3 separate regions of the Homo sapiens genome follow, and regions 2 and 3 are each linked to region 1. The links are chromatin contacts, found by Hi-C or POLR2A ChIA-PET in ENCODE. All regions are on one chromosome and are shown on one strand. Each heading gives the region's core, a stretch centred on a gene start or an enhancer-like site at or near the end of the contact. The rest is flanking DNA. Distances are from core to core; before and after follow the strand shown.

The links. Hi-C counts contacts between places; a loop is a spot of excess contacts on that map. ChIA-PET counts read pairs that join two places held with the same protein, here RNA polymerase II (POLR2A). Pooled maps may share reads with other maps.
Region 2: POLR2A ChIA-PET joins it to region 1 with 10 read pairs in PC-9. The contact joins the enhancer-like site here to the promoter of KIAA1217 in region 1. A Hi-C loop is called at or near these places in 2 of 37 single-sample maps with no recorded cell type and 7 of 50 pooled maps. POLR2A ChIA-PET finds 5 or more read pairs at or near these places in 1 of 52 experiments (PC-9).
Region 3: a map of PC-9 shows a loop between it and region 1 (8-fold over the local background). The contact joins the enhancer-like site here to the promoter of KIAA1217 in region 1. A Hi-C loop is called at or near these places in 29 of 168 maps with a recorded cell type or tissue (A673, Calu3, PC-3 and 17 more), 3 of 37 single-sample maps with no recorded cell type and 14 of 50 pooled maps. POLR2A ChIA-PET finds 5 or more read pairs at or near these places in 7 of 52 experiments (A673, BJ, GM12878 and 4 more).

Annotation. Positions count from the first base shown.
Region 1 is chr10:24,207,088-24,210,766 of GRCh38, forward strand. It overlaps KIAA1217, which reads left to right and starts at 2,051. Exons shown (of 21, transcript NM_019590.5): 1 at 2,051-2,176. The coding sequence starts at 2,107. RefSeq lists enhancers at 2,237-3,436, 2,810-2,869 and a silencer at 2,470-2,519.
Region 2 is chr10:24,430,918-24,434,596 of GRCh38, forward strand. It overlaps KIAA1217, which reads left to right. Exons shown (of 21, transcript NM_019590.5): 4 at 2,078-2,276. It overlaps LOC124902395 (a long non-coding RNA gene), which reads right to left. Exons shown (of 2, transcript XR_007062090.1): 2 at 474-711. Among named protein-coding and RNA genes, the nearest start is that of MIR603, 160 kb to the left of the region's middle. RefSeq lists enhancers at 1,491-2,690, 1,546-2,182, 2,528-3,204. Within about 2 kb of position 1,939, at least 2 of the 41 ENCODE cell types and tissues checked have a DNase peak (open chromatin) inside an H3K27ac peak, as active enhancers do; they include PC-9, where a contact is called at or near this core.
Region 3 is chr10:24,342,328-24,346,006 of GRCh38, forward strand. The region is part of intron 2 of KIAA1217; the gene reads left to right. Among named protein-coding and RNA genes, the nearest start is that of MIR603, 68 kb to the left of the region's middle. Within about 2 kb of position 2,129, at least 5 of the 41 ENCODE cell types and tissues checked have a DNase peak (open chromatin) inside an H3K27ac peak, as active enhancers do; they include A673, PC-3 and PC-9, where a contact is called at or near this core.

The DNA.
Region 1 (3,679 bases), core at 801-3,300:
CGGCTGTGGCAGCCCTCTGCTGCCTCCTTCATCCTGGGGTTTTTGCCTTTGTGCTACACCAAATGACAGGTAGGAGCTGTTAAGCACGGGCTCTCTGGACACCAGAGCAAGGGGATTGGGGTCACAACCAAAGGCTGCGGGACATCTGATTTGGGCTGCTGCATCTCCTGCTACAGTGTTTCTCTCTCTCTCTCTCACACACACACACACACACACACACACACACACATACTTTTCTCCCACCCTCCTCCCCACTCTTCCTAGCATTAATACTTTAAAGACAAATACACAACAGTATACAAGAATCAGGATGATCTGGACCTGAAAGGCTGAACACAGCAGGGCCCTCCTTCATGAACATTTTGCACCTAAGGAAATAATAAGGTTAAAACTAGATTCATCTGGCCTTTGCCCAGGGGCCACCAGGACAGAAACTGTGTAAGATTAGTTCCTCCTTAAAGCAAGATTGCCAGGTAATTCTGTTGCAAAGTCATAGAGACCTTAAGTTATCTGCCCTGCAAATCCCACTGCCTCTATTCAGGCTGCCGAGGCACTGCTTTAATTTTTTGAAAGATTCACCGCGTCTTCTTGGATTTCAAGAAAAATCCCGTTAAGAATTGAGGGGCTCTCTTCTTCCCCTCCTGACGTGAGTGTAACTCACTTCCTGGTATGTCTCCTTTCCTTTTGGCCTACATCCTTTGTCTGTTAGGTGCTTCCACATCCTTATGTCTTAAATGGCCAAAATACGTCACCCCCACTGCCAAAACACACAGGTCACTCGAGGTCACAATCTGGAACATAGGCTGGCCATTGTTCAGCACACATTCTTGATCTAAATCAATCTCAAACCTTGCTGGAATGCCCTGTAAACTGGGGCAAAGTATGGTCACCAGACTAACCATTGTCCTTTTTTACCCCTCCTGTGACGGGGCTACTACAGGTTACAAAATCGCGCTCTTCCTCCTAGCTACTGTGTTACTCTGAGATATCTGACATCGCAGAGCTAATGTTGCCTAAATTATTTTCCCATCCTCTTTTTTTTTTTTTTTTCGGACATCATGCCTCCTATTTTCACTCTCTGGGAACTCTGCCAGTTTTTCAAGGACTGGGTAAAGAACAAAATAAATATTTGTAGGTGGTTTAAAAGGAGAAGTATGTTGGTTGTAACTCTGCCTGTCCAAAGAAATGCATTTTCACTGTCTTTCAGATTTTTGGAGTCGTTAACTGGGAGAGCTTCAGAAGATTGACTTTACTAGTTTACCTTTCAGATTTGTGATTAAGGGCTGGGTGTGTGTGTGTGTGTGTGTGTGTGTGTAAGTGTGTTGGGGGAGGGAGGAGTCTGAGAAAGTGAGCAAGTACGTAGAAACTTTTTTTTAAAAAGTCCAGATTAAGTGATTGAAATCGACTGTGTGCAAATGACGCTATACCTCTTCATAGATGTTAATCGGGCCCTAAAAAGTTAGTGCCGGAAAGTGCTTACTTACAACACTCAGCATATACTCTTTCTTTCAAATTGTTTGGGATTTTTTTTTAAGGGAGTTCACTGAAATTTGGGAGGTTCAACAGGTTGCTGTTTTTTAATATGTGGATCACCCGATTTGGGAGGCTCACTCTGCCTCTGAGATTAAAGAGATGAGGGCACTGGCTCCCAGCGAAGGCTCTCGGCCTTAATCATGTGTGAAATGTTTTCCTTCCTCGGCTGCAGAGCCTCGGTGGTTTGCAGCAGTGGAACCAGGCAGGCCCAGTTGTGGGTAGGAGAGGCCGTCACCTGTTGAGGCCTCCCCCCCACACCCCCGCATCGCCCTGCCCTGGCAGAGCCCAGCCCCCAGTCCCCGGAGAGCGCGCCTGAGGACGGACGGACGGACGGACGGACAGACCTAGGGACGGAGGGCCAGGGGCAGGGGAGATCCAAGAGGCCCCGCGCTGGAATGCAGTTTTCTCGGGCGAGGGAGACTTTGCACCGGAGTGGAAAATAGTTTGGGGTGGGGTTTCGCACCGTCCCCTCCTCCCCAGCCCCGGGCCCCCTCCCAGGCGCTTTCTGGGAGCTTTTAGAACTGCGCTCTGAAGTTTCCAGAGAGCGAGGAGCTTTTGCGGCAGGCAGAGACAATGGAAGAAAATGAAAGCCAGAAATGTGAGCCGTGCCTTCCTTACTCAGCAGACAGAAGACAGATGCAGGGTAAGTAACAGACCCATTCAAAGATGGAGTTACAGGGACGCGTGCCCCTTGCCGCTTGCTGCTTTTTATAAACTGCAGCTCTGGGACCCGGCAAAGGAAAAAAAAAAAAAAGGCAATTTCTTGGGATGGTACATTTTCCAAACTGAGTAGAGCATAGAGAACTGTGATTTCTTAGGCTTGACTTTATCTCTGGCACGATTTTCTTAAGCAGCAAAAGAGGTGGTGGGGTGATGTCACATTTGTAGTGCAGTGAGCCATCAGCATGAGCTGTATCTCTAAGCAATGACAAATAAATCACTAAGCAGCTTTTAATCATTTCCCCCCGGGGCTCCAGCCACGGGAGAAAGGAGCTGTTTTTGTGAAACTGTCTCTAGGACCGCAGCTTCCATTCATTGGTTGGGGGATTCCATGTGGCAGATGCATGCTGGCTGCAAAGTTTGTGCAGAATTTTAGAGTTAAATCACAGAAACCAGGCATGTTTTATTTTACAGATCCGAGCAGCAGGGGAGGGCTTGAGCATCTGGGTGATAGATAGAACTCTGGATCTTCTTTTATGTTTTAATTCAAAACTTGGGAGTTGTTGGACAATTTTGGTAAATTTTCTCCAGGCAGTTTCCCTTTAATTGTGTTTATAATAGACTTGTCTTTTCCGTAGGGAATTTCCAGAAGCTTATGTTGTTCCAAAGAAATTTCGCACCGGGTTGGGTGGCCAGAGGAGGTCCCTGCTCTCTGGCATCTGATGCCTGTGATGCCAAGAGCTGATTCTGTGGGATCCTATAGGCAGCATGTTCATAAACCACACAGCCCTGGACCACCCGCCCCACCCTCCCTCAGGTTCATGCAGGGGCCAGTACACAACAAAAAGACGTGCGGGAGTGCAGTGCTGTGCGTGGGAGTAGGGATTATGCACAGGGGAAAAGGTGTGTGTTTTATGAAAATGTGAAAGGGAAGTAACACATGACTCATCCACGCTGAAAATGCAAAGCTAAGCCAGTCAGGAGAACTTACAATGACAAGAGATAGAAATCCCCCAGTGAAATGCAGAAAACTTGAAGTTTTGTAATGGCTGGAGAATCCCTGAGTCTGAACAGTCATCTGTCGAAGTGTCTGCCTTCGTGCTGCCAAAGCACAGCACTCTCCTTCAGGCTACCGGGGTCAGTGGCATCCAGTGGAAGATAAGGCTACCTCGTCCCCCTGACCCCCGCAACCCCCCACCCCCATTTTCTAGGACAGGATCCTACTTCAGGAATTCAACCTCTGGGCCTGTCCTGAAAGAGATGACTCAGATTCTAGAGGGGCCATTAGAAAGGGATCCATTTAAGAAATGACTTTCCAACAATCAGGGCAATTCAGAGGCTTCAGAGGCTAGGATGGTCAGCCTGAGACAGTGTGCTCCTTTGCTCACTAATTCATTCATTCAGTGAATATTGAGCATCTGTTATGTAGACGTCACTGTTTTAGCTGCCAGACATCCAGTGGTGAACAAAGCAGACTAAAAATACT
Region 2 (3,679 bases), core at 689-3,188, 220 kb after region 1:
GGACCTTTGTGCTACACCATTTTAAAATCAAGTTCAGTCAGGCATCATGCATTCAACTCACTATGCATTTCTACCTTCAGAAGGGTTGGGAGCCTCATTTCCTGAGTTTCCCTGGCTCTGCCTGTTTTATGTTGAGTTATTCCCTTGAAGGTTTAGGTATCAGCTTGCTCTTGTCTACTGTTAGTTCCTCTCTCATTCCCTTACTTCTTTGATGTATGCTTTTGTATCCCTTATTGTCACTTTAATGGAATTTCTGGAGGAAGCAGAGACAAATGTATTACATGGGCTGCCATATTGAACCGGAATTCATTCTTTTCTCTTTTGAGTCTCCCTTTCCAAAGTTTACTCCAGTGGTAGTAGTTCACCCCCAGTAGATTCTCACAAAAAGCAAGACTCAAATTCAGTGTCAGGATTGTGGATATCCTGTTTCAGTTATCTGTTTCTGAATAACAAATCACCCTAAGCATAGTGACTTCACATGACAGTCATTTATTTGCTTATCATTCTGCAATTTGGACAGTGCTTGGAGGGGCCATCTCATTTCTGCTGGCATCAGCTGGGGTAGCTCACCTGGGGCTGGGGAGACCACTCCCAAGACGGCTCATCCACATAACCTCAGTGGTTCCAGCTGTAAAATGGGCGCTTAGATGGGGTGGTTCTTCAGCATGTGACCTCCCGTGTGGCTGGGTTGGACTCCTCAGAAGCTGAGTTCTGAAAGGAAACATCCCCAAACCAAGCTCACCAAGAGGACAAACTCCAGGGTGCAAACACATATCAAGCTTTCCTTTTGCATCACACTTGCTAATATCCCATTGGCCAAAGCAAGTCACACAGCCAAGCCCAGAATCAACGTGGAACAGAGCTGCTCTCCACAGATGGGTGAGTGCTAGGAGGCAGGGTGCACTGGGGCCCACATACCCCCTGGGAACTCTGGGATCCTGTGCTTTTTCCATTTTATTTCTGAAACATTGAGGTGCCAGATTCTAGCACGATATGAACATTCAATAAATATGTATTAGAACCACAGAAATCTTGTTGCATTTCCACTGAAAATGTTTCTGAATGGACTAGACAGATTTAAGCTATGTAGCTTACCCATGGCTATAATGATTGTGTTCCTAGTTAATGAAAGACATGAAAAAAAATCACTCTATGAGGTCAGATTTCTAAATATACCTTTCCAAGGAATTAAGTATCGTCCTTTTTTTTTTTTTTTTTTTTTTTAAGATGGAGTCTTACTCTATCGCCCAGGCTGGAGTGCAGTGGCGTGATCTCAGCTCACTGCAACCTCCCAGGTTCAAGCAACTCTCTTGCCTCAGCCTCCCGAGTAGCTGGGATTACAGGCATGTGCCACCACACCCAGCTAATTTTTGTATTTTTAGTAGAGATGGGGTTTCACCATGTTGGCCAGACTGGTCTGAAACTCTTGACCTTAAGTGATTCGCCTGCCTCAGCCTCCCAAAGTGCTGGGATTACAGGCGTGAGTTACCGAGCCTGGCCAAGTATTGTCTTTTGCTTTAGGCTACCAGAGGTTTGCTTCTTGCATGTTTGTTTTTGAGTCAGGGTCTCACTCTATTACTTAGGCTGGAGTGCAGTGGCGCAATCATAGCTCACTGCAGCCTGCAACTCTGAGGCTCAAGTGATCTTCCCACCACAGCCTCCTGAGTAGCTGAGACTACAGTCATGTGCCACCACACCCAGCTAATTTTTTTTTTTCCAAAGAGATGGGATCTTGCTACATTGCCCAGGTGGGTCTCGAACTCCTGGCCTCAAGCAATCCTCTTGCCATGGCCTCCCAAAGCACTGGGATTACAGGCATAAGCCATTGCACCCAGCCCTTGAATTTTTGAAAATTAGGCTCTTTAACACCTGCTTGGACTTCAAAGAACGAAGGTGAGTACTTACACAATAACCAAACAGTGCATTCCTTGGAAATTCCAAACCTAGATCTCTTGTTACATGCTTGCCAAGCTTGTCCTGAACGTTCCTAAGTGCAGCAGGAAAGAAGTGGCTCAGCTTGTGCTGTGTGTCCCCTGAGTCTTGACCTGTGACTAATAACTGTTTCCTTTGTGTGCAGGGGTTCTCTATCTCCAGTATGGAGATGAAACCAAGCAGCTCAGGATGCCGAATGAAATCACAAGTGCAGACACAATCCGTGCTCTCTTCGTAAGTGCCTTTCCACAGCAGCTCACCATGAAAATGCTGGAATCGCCCAGTGTCGCCATTTACATCAAAGATGAAAGCAGAAATGTCTATTATGAATTAAATGATGTAAGGTAAGTTGTGACATCATTTTTTGCCTGCCATTTTGCCTTAGAGTTTTTTTTGTTTTTTGTTTTTTTGTTTTTGAGGGGTTTTTTTTTACCCACTATATTGCATTTAGAGTGTTTTTTTGTTTTTTGTTTTTTGTTTTTTGTTTTTTGTTTGGTCCATCATATCCCTTTCATAGAGTTTATACCAAATTCTAATTTCTTTATATCCTAGTGAAGAAAGCAGATTCATTATCCTGATTGGTTGGGCTTATTTCACCCAGTCAGATGATTTCACTATCTGGTTTTCTACAATTCATTTACAGGGTATAGCTTATAAAAACGAGGACAAATTTCTCCGCCACAGATTTTTGAATGCTACATCTGAAAAGAACATTAGAAATGATTCAGTCCACCATTTTATCTAAGGGTTAGGGAAACTAAGGCCCAAAAAGGTAGCGGAGAGACCTGATCGAGGTCTTAAGAGTTGTAGGCAGTACTTCATTCATATTGGAACTTTCCCAATTCCCCCTCAAGTGTTCTTTCCTCCATAGAAAGACCCTGTGGACATTTTAGGTAATGATCCCACTGGGTCGTTATTTACACATAACAAGTTAGAATAAAAGCAGTGGGCTCTGTATTATTTTCCATAAGAAAAGAGACTGAGAAGCATCTTCACTTTCCATTCATTTCTTAAAGAGTTGTCCTTTACCCAAAGATCTTACTTTCCAGGTGGCCTTTCCCCAGGGCCCCCAGTTGAATATCCTCCAAAATTAAGCTAAATGGACTCCTGCTATTGATGGGATTGAGAGTCAGTTAGAAACAAAAGCATCTCTCTCTCCCTCTCTCTCTCTCTCTCTTTTTTTTTTTTTTTTTTTTTTTTTTTTTATGAGACAGTCTTGCTCTTTCGCCCAGGCTGGAGTACAATGGTGCGATCTCCGTTTACTGTAACCTCCGCCTCCTGGGTTCAAGCGATTCTCCTGCCTCAGCCTCCCAAGTAGCTGGGATTACAGGCGCCCACCACCAGGCCCAGCTAATTTTTTTCTATTTTTAGTAGGTACGGGGTTTTACCACGTGGGTCAGGCTGGTCTCAAACTCCTGACCTCAGGTCATCTACCTGCCTCGGCCTCCCAAAGTGCTAGGATTACAGGTGTGAGCCACCATGCCTGGCCTCATCTCTCTTTTTTTGAAGACAGGGTCTTGCTCTGTCACCCAGGCTGGACCTCAGTGGCATGATCATGTCTCAGTGCAGCCTCGACCTTCTGGGCTCAAATGATCCTCCCACCTCTGCCTTCCGAGTAGCTGGCACTACCGGCACATGCCACCATATCTGGCTAATTTTTAATCTTTTGTAGAGACAGAATCTCCCTATGTTACCCAGGCTGGTCTGAAACTCCTGAGGCAAGCAATCCTCTAGTCTCGGACTCCCA
Region 3 (3,679 bases), core at 879-3,378, 140 kb after region 1:
GGACTGATTTTTTTAATTAAAAATTTCAAATTAAATGTAATATATGTACATGGAAAAACTTCATACGTTAAGCTGTGCACACAATCACAAAGTTAAAAGCTTCTACCTTCAATTCTCAATCCTCCTTTCTAAAATTAACCATTGTTATTCATTTTTTGTTAGATCCTTTCCTCAAATGGCATATGCATATCCCAGTAGATAGATGCATGGCTTATGTGAACATTTATAAAAATTATAATAATCTACAGTTACTCTGTATGTCGCTTCTCCACTTAGTGATGCATCTTCAAGGTACTTCACATTAGCTCATGCAGATACAACTCAATTTTTTTTTTTTTTTTTTTTTTTTGAAACAGAGTCTCACTCTGTCGCCCAGGCTGGAGTACAGTGGCGCAATCTCGGCTCACTGCAACCTCCGCCTCCCAGGTTCAAGCGATCCTCCTGCCTCAGCTTCCAGAGTAGCTGGGACTACAGATGCATGCCACCACATCCGGCTGATTTTTTATTTTTAGTAGAGACAGGGTTTCACCATCTTGGCCAGGCTGGTCTCGAACTCCTAACCTCGGGGATCCGCCGACCTCTGCCTCCAAAAGTGCTGGGATTACAGGCGTGAGCCACTGCACCCGGCCGACTCAGTTTTTAATGATTACATTGTTTACCATCATATGAATTATCATTTACTAAATCAGTTCCCTATGCTAATTTAAATGATTATTTTTCTAGTTTCTGTCTTTCTCTAACTGCAACTCCTGCATTTCCATCTTTATCCAATTTCTTACGAAGGCAAAGCTGCACTGGATGGTCTGTTCATATATCTGGGTATTTTTTTCCACAGGATAACTTTCTAAAGGTAGAATTGATTGTTCAAAATGTTTACAAATCTTACCAGAAATGTTAGACCTATTTGGATATATATAATATTCTGCAACATATAAGAATGCTAGTTGATAGTTGCTATCCTGTATATTAACTTTTTAAAAGTTTTGCTAACCCAATGAGTAAAAAAAGCTCATTGTTTTGATTTACATTTTTATAATCATTGACGTTAGAGTATATTTTCCTATATTAGTTAGTCAATTTTGTGTTTGTGCGAAGCTCCAGTTTGTGTTTTTACCCATTTTTAATTGGATGATGAGGTTTTTGGGGGGTATTTTTAGACCACTTCATAAATTAAGGAATTAACTTTCACACTTTATGCAAATATTTCTCCAGTTGTTAAAGTTTGCATGTATTTTTCCCATAGAAATTTAAAATTTTCATGCAATCAACCTCAGAAATCTTTCCTCTCATATTTCTGCCTCTGGAATTGTATTTTTAGAAAGAACTTCCCTGTCCTAATATTACATATTAAGCATTGTTTGTGTTCTATACTAGTGCTCTTAGAGTTTAGCTTCCTTACGTTGTAATATTTGATCCTTCTACAGTTTATTTTGAGGCAAGGAGTTTGATAGAGATCTAGCTTTCTTTCTTTTGCCAAGTGGCTAGTCAACAGTACCACTACCACGAACTGAATAATTAATCTTTTCCCTTGTTGATTTGAAATGCCACTTTGTGAGATCCAAATTTCTGCCTGTGTTTGGGTCTGTTTCTGAACTCTATGTTTCATTCCATTGAGCTGTTTTTCCGTCTCCAATTCTACGATGTTTGAGTGACTATATTTTTAGTTATGGGCCATGCAGGGGGAAGATTTGCAAAATTGGTTGCTCAGTTCACTGTTTTGAAACTGCTTAATGAAGAGGCCTCTTTGTTTCCATTTTCTCTATTAACACCAGAATTAGTGTTCACGATGACATTGTATCATCCAAAAAGAATTAATTTTGCCCTTATAATAAGCTTAACAAGATTGAATATAAACAAAATTTTAAATAAATAAGATAATGTTAAAAATAGCATCTAGAAGGATATTTTTAAATGTCTTATCTGGAAATCTCACTTCTGGGACAGCGTTCAATAAATCTACTGTACCTACTCACACACACATTTGTAGACAATCAGACAGAAAACTGTTCGTATTTCTTGCGCTTTGTCTTTTAGAATGTGGCACATCGAATAGAGTTACCAGTTGCCCTGATCTGACTGATTTCGTATAAATGTCTTTGCTTTGGCAACAGTTGAGACCTATTCCTTCTCTGAGGTAAATCTTCTTGCAGAGCAGGAAGTTGAGGTTTTGGGGTAGAGTCCAAGAGTCAGTTCTGACCTTATTATTGGGGAATGTGGAAACCTAAAGCCTTCCATGAGTTAATAATGTGCACAGTGAAGGATTTTTTTCCCTCCTGAACTGATTGGGTATTTTCTAAAAGAGGATGAGCTTTTAATAACAGGAATGTAACTTTTAATTTTAAACAGATCTGTGCTTAAACATGGTCAGGGAATAGCCCCTGCTCAAAAATCTCCTTATTTGTACATGTTATTGTTCAAGGGAGAGACCTTCCTATTTATATGGCGAGAAAATAAATGAGATTTCTTTCTATCTGTCTTCCATATGTTTAATGGTAGGAATGTGTCTTGGATCTTGAATTAAAACAGACTGTGGATTCAGTTAGTTGATACAATTAAGAACTGTTCTTATCTCAGAATCAACTCTGCAGACTATCTCAGAGAATCCAATATCAACCATCCAGGTGGCTAATCCATCATCAACTGAATGGGCAATTTGGTTGCTTCTGTTCAATTGAACAAAGAGGCATAGGCACTCGTTAGTTCCACACCCCAGTCAGAGAAGCAACATGGGTGTGTGACAAAAGGGGTATATAGTCTGTTCTTTGGCTTCAGATATGAAAAAGCTTTTTTCAATCCAACTAATTCAAGACACCAAGCATAGTGATTTCTTCACTGACAGTTAGCATTGAAAATGAACTTCATTTTCCTCCTAACACACACAAAAAAGGGGGTGGTAGAAGCCACGGCAGATCATGGCAGATGGCACTTAGGGACAGCTGTAGTGCTTGGCTTGAGTTCCCCTCCGCATGGAGCACAGAGCTGCCCACTTCGTAGGAATACGGCAATATTTATCTACGCATAGGAGTCATTCCAAATAAAAAGGGTAACAGAAAGAAATTGCAGCCTACTGCTGTGAGCCTATCCAAAGGGTATCCATACATAGCCCAACATTTGAGGTAAGGGCATGGTTTAAGATCTCAAGGAATCAAAACATTATGGAAACACTAACGGGACCATTAGAATAAATGAATGAACCTAAGATCTTCAGTCCGACTTGATTGAGTGCAGATCCAGTCCCCTTTGGAGAGAGTTGTTAAGATAAGACTTAACTGTGACTAAATATACAGGCAAGGAATTGCCTCTGCAACACAAATAAGAAGCTTAGAATAATTTGCCATTTGAACTTTCCTTATATAGTTAGATACTTTGTAGAGAAACCTAGGCTAGGAGTTGGTGATTTTTTTTGGGTGGGGGGGTCGCTTTTTTCCCCCTTTCTCATTTTATTCATTTGACTATCGGCAACTTTACGATTTTTTAAATTGTAGTAAAATACACATAACGTAAAATTACCATCTTAACCATTTTAAAGCGTACAGTTCCGTGGTGTTAAGTATATTCACATTGTTATGCAACCAATCTTCAGAACTTTTTCATCTTGTAAAACTGAAACTCTATCCATTCAACAACAGCTCTCCATCCCCGCCATCCTCCCAGCCCCTGGCAACCACCATTCTACTTT